Regions from separate parts of the Homo sapiens genome. Here region 2 is linked to region 1. Evidence: chromatin contacts called from ENCODE Hi-C or POLR2A ChIA-PET data. All regions are on one chromosome and are shown on one strand. The core of a region is the stretch at or near the end of the contact, and the rest is flanking DNA. Distances in the headings are between cores, read along the strand shown.

What was found. A loop is a pair of places that touch in the nucleus more often than their neighbours do. ChIA-PET counts read pairs that join two places held with the same protein, here RNA polymerase II (POLR2A). Pooled maps may share reads with other maps.
Region 2: a pooled map shows a loop between it and region 1 (2.4-fold over the local background). The contact joins the promoter of LINC02543 here to the enhancer-like site in region 1. A Hi-C loop is called at or near these places in 2 of 37 single-sample maps with no recorded cell type and 7 of 50 pooled maps. POLR2A ChIA-PET finds 5 or more read pairs at or near these places in 2 of 52 experiments (B cell and WTC11).

What each region holds. Positions count from the first base shown.
Region 1 is chr6:15,688,677-15,693,374 of GRCh38, reverse strand. No RefSeq gene overlaps it. Among named protein-coding and RNA genes, the nearest start is that of DTNBP1, 28 kb to the right of the region's middle. Within about 2 kb of position 1,979, at least 6 of the 41 ENCODE cell types and tissues checked have a DNase peak (open chromatin) inside an H3K27ac peak, as active enhancers do; they include B cell, where a contact is called at or near this core.
Region 2 is chr6:15,993,015-15,997,809 of GRCh38, reverse strand. It overlaps LINC02543 (long intergenic non-protein coding RNA 2543), which reads right to left and starts at 2,866. Exons shown (of 2, transcript NR_183311.1): 1 at 2,659-2,866.

The sequences.
Region 1 (4,698 bases), core at 730-3,229:
TTTCCCTGTCGCCCAGGCTGGAGTGCAGTGGCGCAATCTTGGCTCACTGCAACCTCGGCCTCCTGGGTTTAAGCAATTCTCTGCCTCAGCCTCCCAAGTAGCTGGAATTACAGGCGCGTGCCACCAAGCCTGGCTAATTTTTTTGTATTTTTAGTAGAGACGGGGTTTCACCATCTTGCCCAGGCTGGTCTTGCACTCTTGACCTCGTGATCCACCCACCTCGGCCTCCCAAAGTGCTGGAATTACAGGCGTGAGCCACCGTGCCTGGCCAGTTCAGAATCTTATAGCCTCCAGCTGCATGACTCCTGAACCATAATTTCTAATCTTGTAGCCACAAGATTAGAGGACTAATAGAGGCTAATCTATTAGTCCTCTAAAGGCAGTCTGGTCCCAAGCAGGAAGGGGGTTTGTTTTGGGAAAGGGCTGTTGTCACCTTTGTTTCAAAGTTAAACTATAAACTAAGTTCCTCGCAAAGTTAGTTCAGCCTACACCCAGGAATGAACAAGGACAGCTTGGAGGTTAGAAGCAAGATGGAGTTGGTTACGTCAGATCTCTTTCATTGTCATAATTTTCTCAGTTATAATTTTTGCAAAGGCGGGTTGAGTCCCCCACAACGTGGGGTGGAAATTACAAGGATCCTAGAGTTAGGAAACCTGGGTCCTAATTCCCACTCCATCAGCTCTTGGTTATGTGACCTTGGACACGTCACTTGAACCTTGTGAGTTTCAGTTTTCTCATCTTCAAAACAGAGATCACAAGAGACTTCCTCAAAAAGGCTAAATCCTCATCTGTTAAAAGAGAAACTCAGTAGATTGTTTATAATCTAGACTCAATAAAACAAGAAATAGTACCATGGGTACATCACTTAGAGATCTGGAGGTGACCCCCAAGAAATCCTGAAAATAGAAACTGTTAAAAGTTCCTAAAGGTCGCCTTTAGCTGGAGAACCAGGGGTGGCGTGTGGGAAGGAATAGACTGGGAACGTTCCTTCTCATGACAAGCTCTTTCGTGGTATTTCATGTTTTTAACATCAACTTTGCTTTGAAAAGTTTAAAATCGGGCCGGGCTCGGTGGCTCACGCCTGTAATCTCAACACTTTGGGAGGCCGAGGAGGGCAGATCACGACGTCAGGAAATCGAGACCATCCTGGCTAATGCGGTGAAACCCCATCTCTACTAAAAATACACAAAATTGGCCAGGCGTGGTGGCGGGCGCCTGTAGTCCCAGCTACTGGGGAAGCTGAGGCAACAGAATCGCTTGAACCCGGGAGGCAGAAGTTGCAGTGATCGGAGATCGCGCCAGTGCACTCCAGCCTGGCAACAGAGCAAGACTCCGTCTCAAAAAGAAAAGAAAAGAAAAGTTTAAAATCGTTAAAACAGATTTCTGAAACCCGAGATTGAGTTTTAAAATAAAAATGAAACTGGGAGAAATAGAATACCTCCCTCTCAAGGTTCTGGATGAACTGAGAACATGATGTGTGAGAATGCTAAGACTCCAAAGATGATATCCTGCCTGTGTTTTTAGAGGGAGGGAAAGGAGAATGTCGTCCTGCTGTCCCTGAAGAAACTGACAGGAGAAAGTTCCTCAGGAGTTTTGATGGGTCACTCAACCCTGACGGGGCAGCGTCTGTTTATTCCACGCTTAGTAGCCTACGACGCTGCCGAAGAACTTTATAAATATTTTTTATGCCAATGATGAATTCCAGTTACAGAATTTAAATACAAAGAGGAAAGCTCCTCCTGGGATTCTGATGCAGGGCAGCGTCTCCAGGAAGGGTGCCCCTTCCTCAGTTGCCTCTCAGATACGGTAGACTCTCCCTACCCTCTCCAGTGAGGAGCTCAGCGCCAGGAGCGTCGGAGCTGGCAAGATTGACACGAGCTGCAGCGCCGTCTGGAGGCACGCAGGGAAAATGAAATGAGGTGATGGTTCTGCAGCCTCAGGACCGGACCTCAGGCTGCGGTCTGCCCTCTAGTGGCTGTAGACGTTAGTTACACTTCGAAAATGCTCAAATGGGCCAGTGAAAACTTTTGAGTTAACTGAAAAAGAAACTAGGGAGACAGAGAAATGAGAAATCGTTCAGATGGCACATTGTTGAGACGTCAGCGGAAGATTGGGTTTCTGCTTCTTTGGATTCTCTTCTCTAAGCCAGTGGTTCCCTAGAAATTGGAAAAATAAGGCTAATACACAAAGTAAAAATGCATTTAAGTTCGAGGATTGCCTTTCCTTCTGAGATTTTTGTTCTGCTGAATTTGGGGGGCTTTGTGAAAGTGACGGCAAGTCTCAATTTTCTTTCCATGTCTCATGTCCTCTCCCAAATATTTTGGGAACGTTTACTCATTTGTTACACGCCTACTTCTAGACTCGATAAAACAAGAAATAGTACCATTTATAGTACCAAGAAATAGTATCACTGTTCCCTCCCATCGAGACAGTCTTTCCAATTCAGAAGCAAAGAATTACTTTCAGGTGGAATAGATGTCCAGGATCATTCAGATCCAGGAAAGACAAGGTGTTTCCTCTCCTAGATTTGAGACCTAGGCAGGACCAGTGATCTGTCCACTGTATAATACAGCACTTTGCAGTTGGCAGAAATTCAGTAGGAAATGCTGAAAAGAACAAAGGTCATGGGTGACAGATGGGGCCTAGAGCCCAGATATTCTGTCCTTTTCACCACACCAGGATCCTGAGATTTCTGGAAAGACATGTGCAATCTGCTTAATTGAAAAACTGCCAGGTTTTCCTAACAGGAAGTTGTTGGACTGGGGACAGGTACAGCAGGAATCCAGCAGGGAGAATTGGTGTTTGTCATGCTGAAGGTGAGCCTTGGAAAGTCTCATTAGATATTATCAGAGTGCAATGGGGGATGTGTGGGCAGGTGTTATCTCCTTTGACGGTTTTTCCTACGGGCTGGGATATTAATAAGACTGGGGGATTGGGAGGAGTTACTGGGTGGGGGATACAGAGGAAGGCTTTGTGCTCTGCAGAAAGAAAATTGAGAAATAAAGGTCTATGAGAAATGGGAATGTTCTACACCATGGAACGAGCAAGGGAACAGAGCCTTAAAACTAACTGTGAGGTCAAGTGCCATGTGGCTCCCAGAATAACCAGGGGCTCTGACTGCAGGGAAGCACCGAATACTTCACACTGTTAACAACTTAAAAATGCCAAGCCATGTGCCAAAATGCCCTCCAAACCGTTCTGTAAATTTAGATTTTCATAAATTCTGTATTACAGTTCCAGAAAAACTTCTCAATAATATATTTAATGATGTTTGGTGAGGACATAGAGAAACTGAAACCCTCGTGCATTGTTAGTGGGAATATGAAATGATGCAACCTCTGTGGAAATCACTTTGGCAGTTCCTTAAAAAGTTAAATATAGAATTACCATATGACCCAGCAACTCCACTCCTAGGTATATTCCCAAAAGAACTGAAAAAGAGGTATTCAAACAAAAGCTTGTACACCAGTGCTCACAGCAGCACTATTTACAGTAGCCAAAGATGGAAACAACCCATATGTCCATCAACTGGTAAGTGCTTAAAGAAACTGTGGTATATTCATACAGTGGAATATTACTGAGCCATAAACAAGAATGAAGTACTGATTTGGGCCATGAGGTGGATGAAACTTGAAAACATGCTTAGTAAAAGAAGCCAGACACAAAAGGCCACATATTATATGATTTCACTTACATGACCTATCTAGAATAGGTAAGTCTATAGAGACAAAGATTAGTGGTTGCCAAGGACTGGGAGAAAGGGGAAGGGGAGCAGACTGCTTAATGGGTAAGGGGTTCCCTTTTGGGGCAATGAAGATGTTTTAGAACTAGATGGAGGTGATGGCTATGCAATACCGTGAATTATATACTCTTTATGTTGTTGTTGTTTTGAGGCAGGGTCTCACTCTGTCGTCCAGGATGGAGTGCCATGGTGCAACCTTGGCTCACTGCAGCCTTGACCTTCCAGGTTCAAGCCCCTCTCCTACCTCAGCCTCCCAAGTAACTGGGACTACAGGCCACCACACCCAGCTAATTTGTTTATTTTCTGTAGAGACGGGTTTATATACTCTTAAATTATGAAGTTTATGTTCTGTGAACTTTACCTCAATAAAAAATGTTTAATATTTAAAAATATATTTAATAAATAGTCACTTTAATAACCAGTTACTAAAGAGATAATAAAAAGATACTGCAATCTAAATAATTTTTTTTTTTGAGACGAAGTCTCACTCTGTCACCCAGGCTGGAGTGCAATGGCACAATGTCGGCTTATTGCAATCTCCGCCTCCTGGGTTCAAGTGAGTCTCATGCCTCAGCCTCCTGAGTAGCTGGGATTACAGGTGCCTGCCACCATGCCCAGTTAATTTTTCTATTTTTCGTAGAGATGGGGTTTTACCATGTTGGCCAGGCTGGTCTCACACTCCTGACCTCAGGTGATCTGCCCACCTCAACCTCCCAAAGTGCTGGGATTACAGGCATGAGTCACCGCACCTGGCCACAACCTAAATAACTTTCGCATGTTTCTTTTGGATTAAAGTTATAGCCAGTCCCCCCTCTTTAGGAGTTTCACATCCAAAGACTCAACCAACAGTAGATTGAAAATATTCTGAAAAAATACCACAATACAACAATAAAAAATAATCCAAATTTTAAAAAATACAGTATAACAACTATTAACATAACATTACATTGTAGTTG
Region 2 (4,795 bases), core at 1,617-4,116, 300 kb before region 1:
AGCTTTGGAAAATCCCAATGGCTTGCTGTGTGCAGGGATAGAAGCAGAAGATCCCAGAACTTCCCCAAACTGCAGCTCTCACTTCTCCCTCCAGCCCCTAACCTCTACCCCAGCCTCTCAATCCCTGGCGGAAGGTCTCAGGACCAGAGGACTTTGTTTTTCTCTTTCAGACTGCTCCAATCTTCTCTCCCTCCTCCAGAAGCCCAAATTCTGGCACTCTCTCACAACCTGCAGACAACTCTATGAGCAAACATCCTCCCTCCTCTACTCATCAAATTAGTATTTCATCCCTTCATTTCCTGGTAGCCAACAGCTTACATTGTGAGCTGCAGATTTCTACAGATTCAAAAGCCTAAGGCTTCTGAAGACAGAGTTGCCCACTTAAAACTGACTGTGGAATTAGGGGTCACTAATATGAGTTATTTCAACACTTCCCTGATGCTTTTTCTCCCGTCTCTCCACCCGCAATGTTTGCAGGAAGCGTGATGCAGTCAAGAATGTGGGTGCACATTTCTATCTTCTCAAGAAAAGTGTTATTGGGAGTGGGAACTAGTGACACGTGACAGGATTTTGATAGATGAAGTGTTTTCAGACTTAAAGATTATTCAAGGCAAGCAGATTTCCTTTATGCTTCTTCAGAGGCAAATTTCATGTCTGTATATTGTTATTTCTACTTTTGATGCCCTAGCCCTTTTTAACCCTTTTATGTAGTCTCTTGCCCATTCACAAGTTGCATTCTCAGGGGGCATATTTTTCAGAGAAACAACAGTAATAAGGTTTGTGTGCTGTCCTGTAATATCCCATTTTGCTAATATAGCTAAATTCATATTATTCATTTATTCATGAATTCACTTCTCATTCATTCATTCACTTAATAAATATGCATTGAGCCAGTGCAATGGCTCATGTCTATAATCCCAGTACTTTGGGAGGCTGAGTTGGGAGGATCCCTTGAGGCCTGGAGTTCAAGACTAGCCTGGGCATCACAGCGAGACCCTGTCTCTACAAATAAATAATAATAATAATTATAATAAGCCAGGTGTGGCAGTGCACATCTGTAGTCTCAGCTATTCAGGAGGCTGAGGCAAGAGGATTTGTCGAGCCCAGGAGGTCAAGGCTGCAGTGAGCTATGATCATGCCACTTCACTCCAGCCAGGGCAGCAGAGTGAGACGCTGTCTCTAAATATATATATATATATATATATGTATATATAAAATATAATATGTATGTATATGTGTGTGTGTATATATACACACACACACACATACATACACACACACGTGCATTGAGCAACAACTATATGTCAAGTGGACCCCACTGGTGAACAAGAGGGACACAGGGCCTGCTGTCATGGATCTTACATGGAGGTGAAGGGAGCCAGATAATAATGACCTGCAATAACATACAATTGTAGACTAGAATAGACGCCCTAACTTGAGAAAGTCTACTTTAGATAAGACAGTCAGGGGAAAAAAAATCTTGATTTTTGAGCTAAGAAAAAAAAAGAGCAGAGTTCAAGGAGCCTTCCAGGCAGAATGTACATAGATACAAAGGCCCCAATGCAAAAGATGAGTCATGTGTTGGACGAACAGAAAGAGGCCAGTGTGACAGAAGCTTGGTGAGCTGGCTGCCCTGGGAAGAGGAAGGGGTCTGCAATTGCCTTCTGGTCTCCAGGCCCATGAGAAGCCTTCCCATTTGCAACACAACTCCCTGACTTGCTTGAATGGGTGGTATATTCATTAATTCCAGAATGCCTGTACTTCAGATATTCCAAGCATTGATATGAACCTCTCCTGGAAAAAAAAACAAAACACAAAATTTTGTTCAGGGAGACTAAAAATCTTTGCCTCTTGAAACCTCCTTACAGCCAAAGTCACATTTTTCTCAACATAGGAGACTCGAGTTTCTTGCTGGTACATTATTGGGTTCCACAAAGTACAAAGTAGAATCTGAATTGATAACAAACACAGCTGCTGTCCTTGGATCATGCGGACTCTAAATGTGGTCTTGGAGGAGTAACGAGCATGTTCTCAAAAGTGATCTTGCCCTTCACATAATTACCAGTAGAACAGCAATGCCACATGCTGTATTCAGAGATAACCTTATTTTTCTTTCTTTTATATCTCTTGAATCTTTTATCATACAACAAAAGCAACATAAAATTTGGCTCACCACTACTGTGCTGTGTTTCTGATTAGTAAGAGATAATTCATTGGCATAGTCCTTGGCAAATGCTCAGTTAACATTAGTTGTAGTCATTATCAGACAAAAAAGACAAATCACAACTTAACTCTGAAGATTTTAGGTGCTCAAAGGACAAAGCTCTCTTAAATTTTACCCAAGTGAAATCTCCAATCATTTTTCTTTGAGACGGAAACTACAACCTTCAAATTGTGCGTAAGCACATTTCCTTTTGAAGCTCAAAATAATCCTGTATTTTCAAAACAAAGCAAATAGGCCTCCATCATTAAATGTGGCTTTGTTTACTTGTGTAGTTTCCTTTCATTCTTGTAGGTCAAATGTTATTATCATCATAGTTGACTCAACTTTTGTTTCAAGCTTAATTCGGTTTTAAAAACCTAATCTGTTCCATTCCAGATCTTTCTCAATGAAGTCTCAACCTCATTTACAGTGGAAAGTTTGTAGGTGTAACAAACCTTTTGTTTGGTGGAAGGGAAAACAAAAATACCACGGCCACCTCTGAGGTCTGGCTCAGAGGAAAACTGCTCTGCCCTGCTTCCTCTCTGACCTCTTGTGTGTAACGGGGATGTGGCATGAGTCGGCATTAGCTTGCTCTGTGCTAAGATGCATCAGATATCGTGGGGCCCTTGGGAGCCTTGGACTAGAGGCTGCAGATAGGATAGGAGGATAAGCAATGTAATGAACCCATGAGTCTTCAATCATGCAATAAGCTGTTATATCACAAAGAACTATGACATAGGAGGTCAAACATACCATGAGGTGTTTAGCGAGATTGAGAATCTTGTCATGCTATGTTCATGTCGTGTTTGGAACAGGAGAGAAAGGGCAGGGTAAGTGTCCCCTTATGAAGGTCAGAATTGTGCGGGGCTTTCATCACATCAGATGGTGACTGTTTGTGTACCCAGCCATCTCCCTCCCAAGCCCACTGGAGGAAGAGTCTTATGTTATTCAACCTGTGTCTCCAGAGTTTATTACATTGTCTGTGCTCAAGAAATACGTGTCCAATGAATGAATTTAACTTTTTTTTTTTTTTTTGAGACAGAGTCTCTCTGTCACCCAGGCTGGAGTGCAGTGGGGCGATCTTGGCTAACTGCAGCCTCCGCCTCCTGGGCTCAAGCTCAGGCTCCTGCCTCAGCCTACCTCTTGCCTCAGCATCTCGAGTAGCTGGGATTACAGGCATGCGCCACCACGCCTGGCTAATTTTTGTATTTTTAGTAAAGACAGGGTTTCACCATGTTGGCCAGGCTAGTCTTGAACTCCTGACCTCAGGTGATTTGCCCACCTCCATCTCCCAAAGTGCTGGGATTACAGGCATTAACCACTATGCCCAGCCTGAATGAATTTAACTATTAAAACACTTTCATATATTAGGACCAGCCTGGTTGTCTCACAGAGAACTAAATCAGTAGCTTAATGAGAGTGAACTCTCAAATATAGATGTCTCTGTTTACTGTGACAAGGACAAAAAATGCATTTGCAGCAAAGCCTGCCAAGCAGGGTAGAGGACACGCCATCCATAACCTTCAATGCAACAACTTGCAACTCAGTATAACCACCTAACATCCGGCCTTCTCAGCATTTTTCACACCATGACATACACAGCGCATGAAATCTGTACAGCAAACTGAGATAAACCACTAAGGCTGCTCTCAGCAGGAGGAGACTGCCCTGAGGGTTCCAGGTGCCCCAGGCCCCACCAGCCTCCAGGGAAATTACAGAGTTCCACCTGGACACCCGCCCCAATGCTTCCAGCAAGCCTGGGGCCTGGAATAGCATAGTGGCCAGGATGCTCAGTCGAACTTGTTGCAAAAATGAGCCAACTGTGACTCCTGAACATAAAATCCAAGATCCTGGTACAATCTATTTCTACACTACTGGCACCATCTCAATCTATTTGCCCAGTCACTTAATAAAGATAACCAGTAGGTGGATAAGTGCCTTCAGTTCAGGGCCTAGAAGGGGTGGGCATGGCTGGCTAGCTGGGAAATGCAGGTTGCACAAAAATCAGTAAAGATACTCACACTACTTTATAGCTGTATTAATGCTTTATGGTTTATAAAAAGCTTTTATTGCATTATACATCAATTGATAATAAGATATAATCTGGAACAGGCAGAGCGAAAAATAAAAAATAAAAAGGCTCATATCCATTCCTCTTAAACTGTCAGATGTTCACCAGAATGAATATATTTTTAGTTAACAAATAAAAAATTTTCACAAACTTGGACCCAACTTTCCAATCACTAACAGAGATAAGGGGTATGAAAGGTAGACATATGGCTGCAGGGAGAAGTCACAGCCAGGCAAAGAGAGAAGATGCAGACAAACACGCAGAAATCTGGGACTAAAAAAGAGGCAAGCACCTGTGGTCCCAGCCACTTGAGGGGCTGAGGCAGGAGGATTGCTTGAGCCCAGGAGGTGGAGGCTGTAGTAAGCTATGATCACACCATTGCACTCCAGATTAGACAACTGAGTGAGACCCTGTCTCCAAAAAAAGAGAAAAGAAAAGAAATGGAGACAAACAGCTCTATGCACTTAAGCTGATATTGAGGACATTGTTGTATTAACACAGGACTCTAGAATAATAGAGAT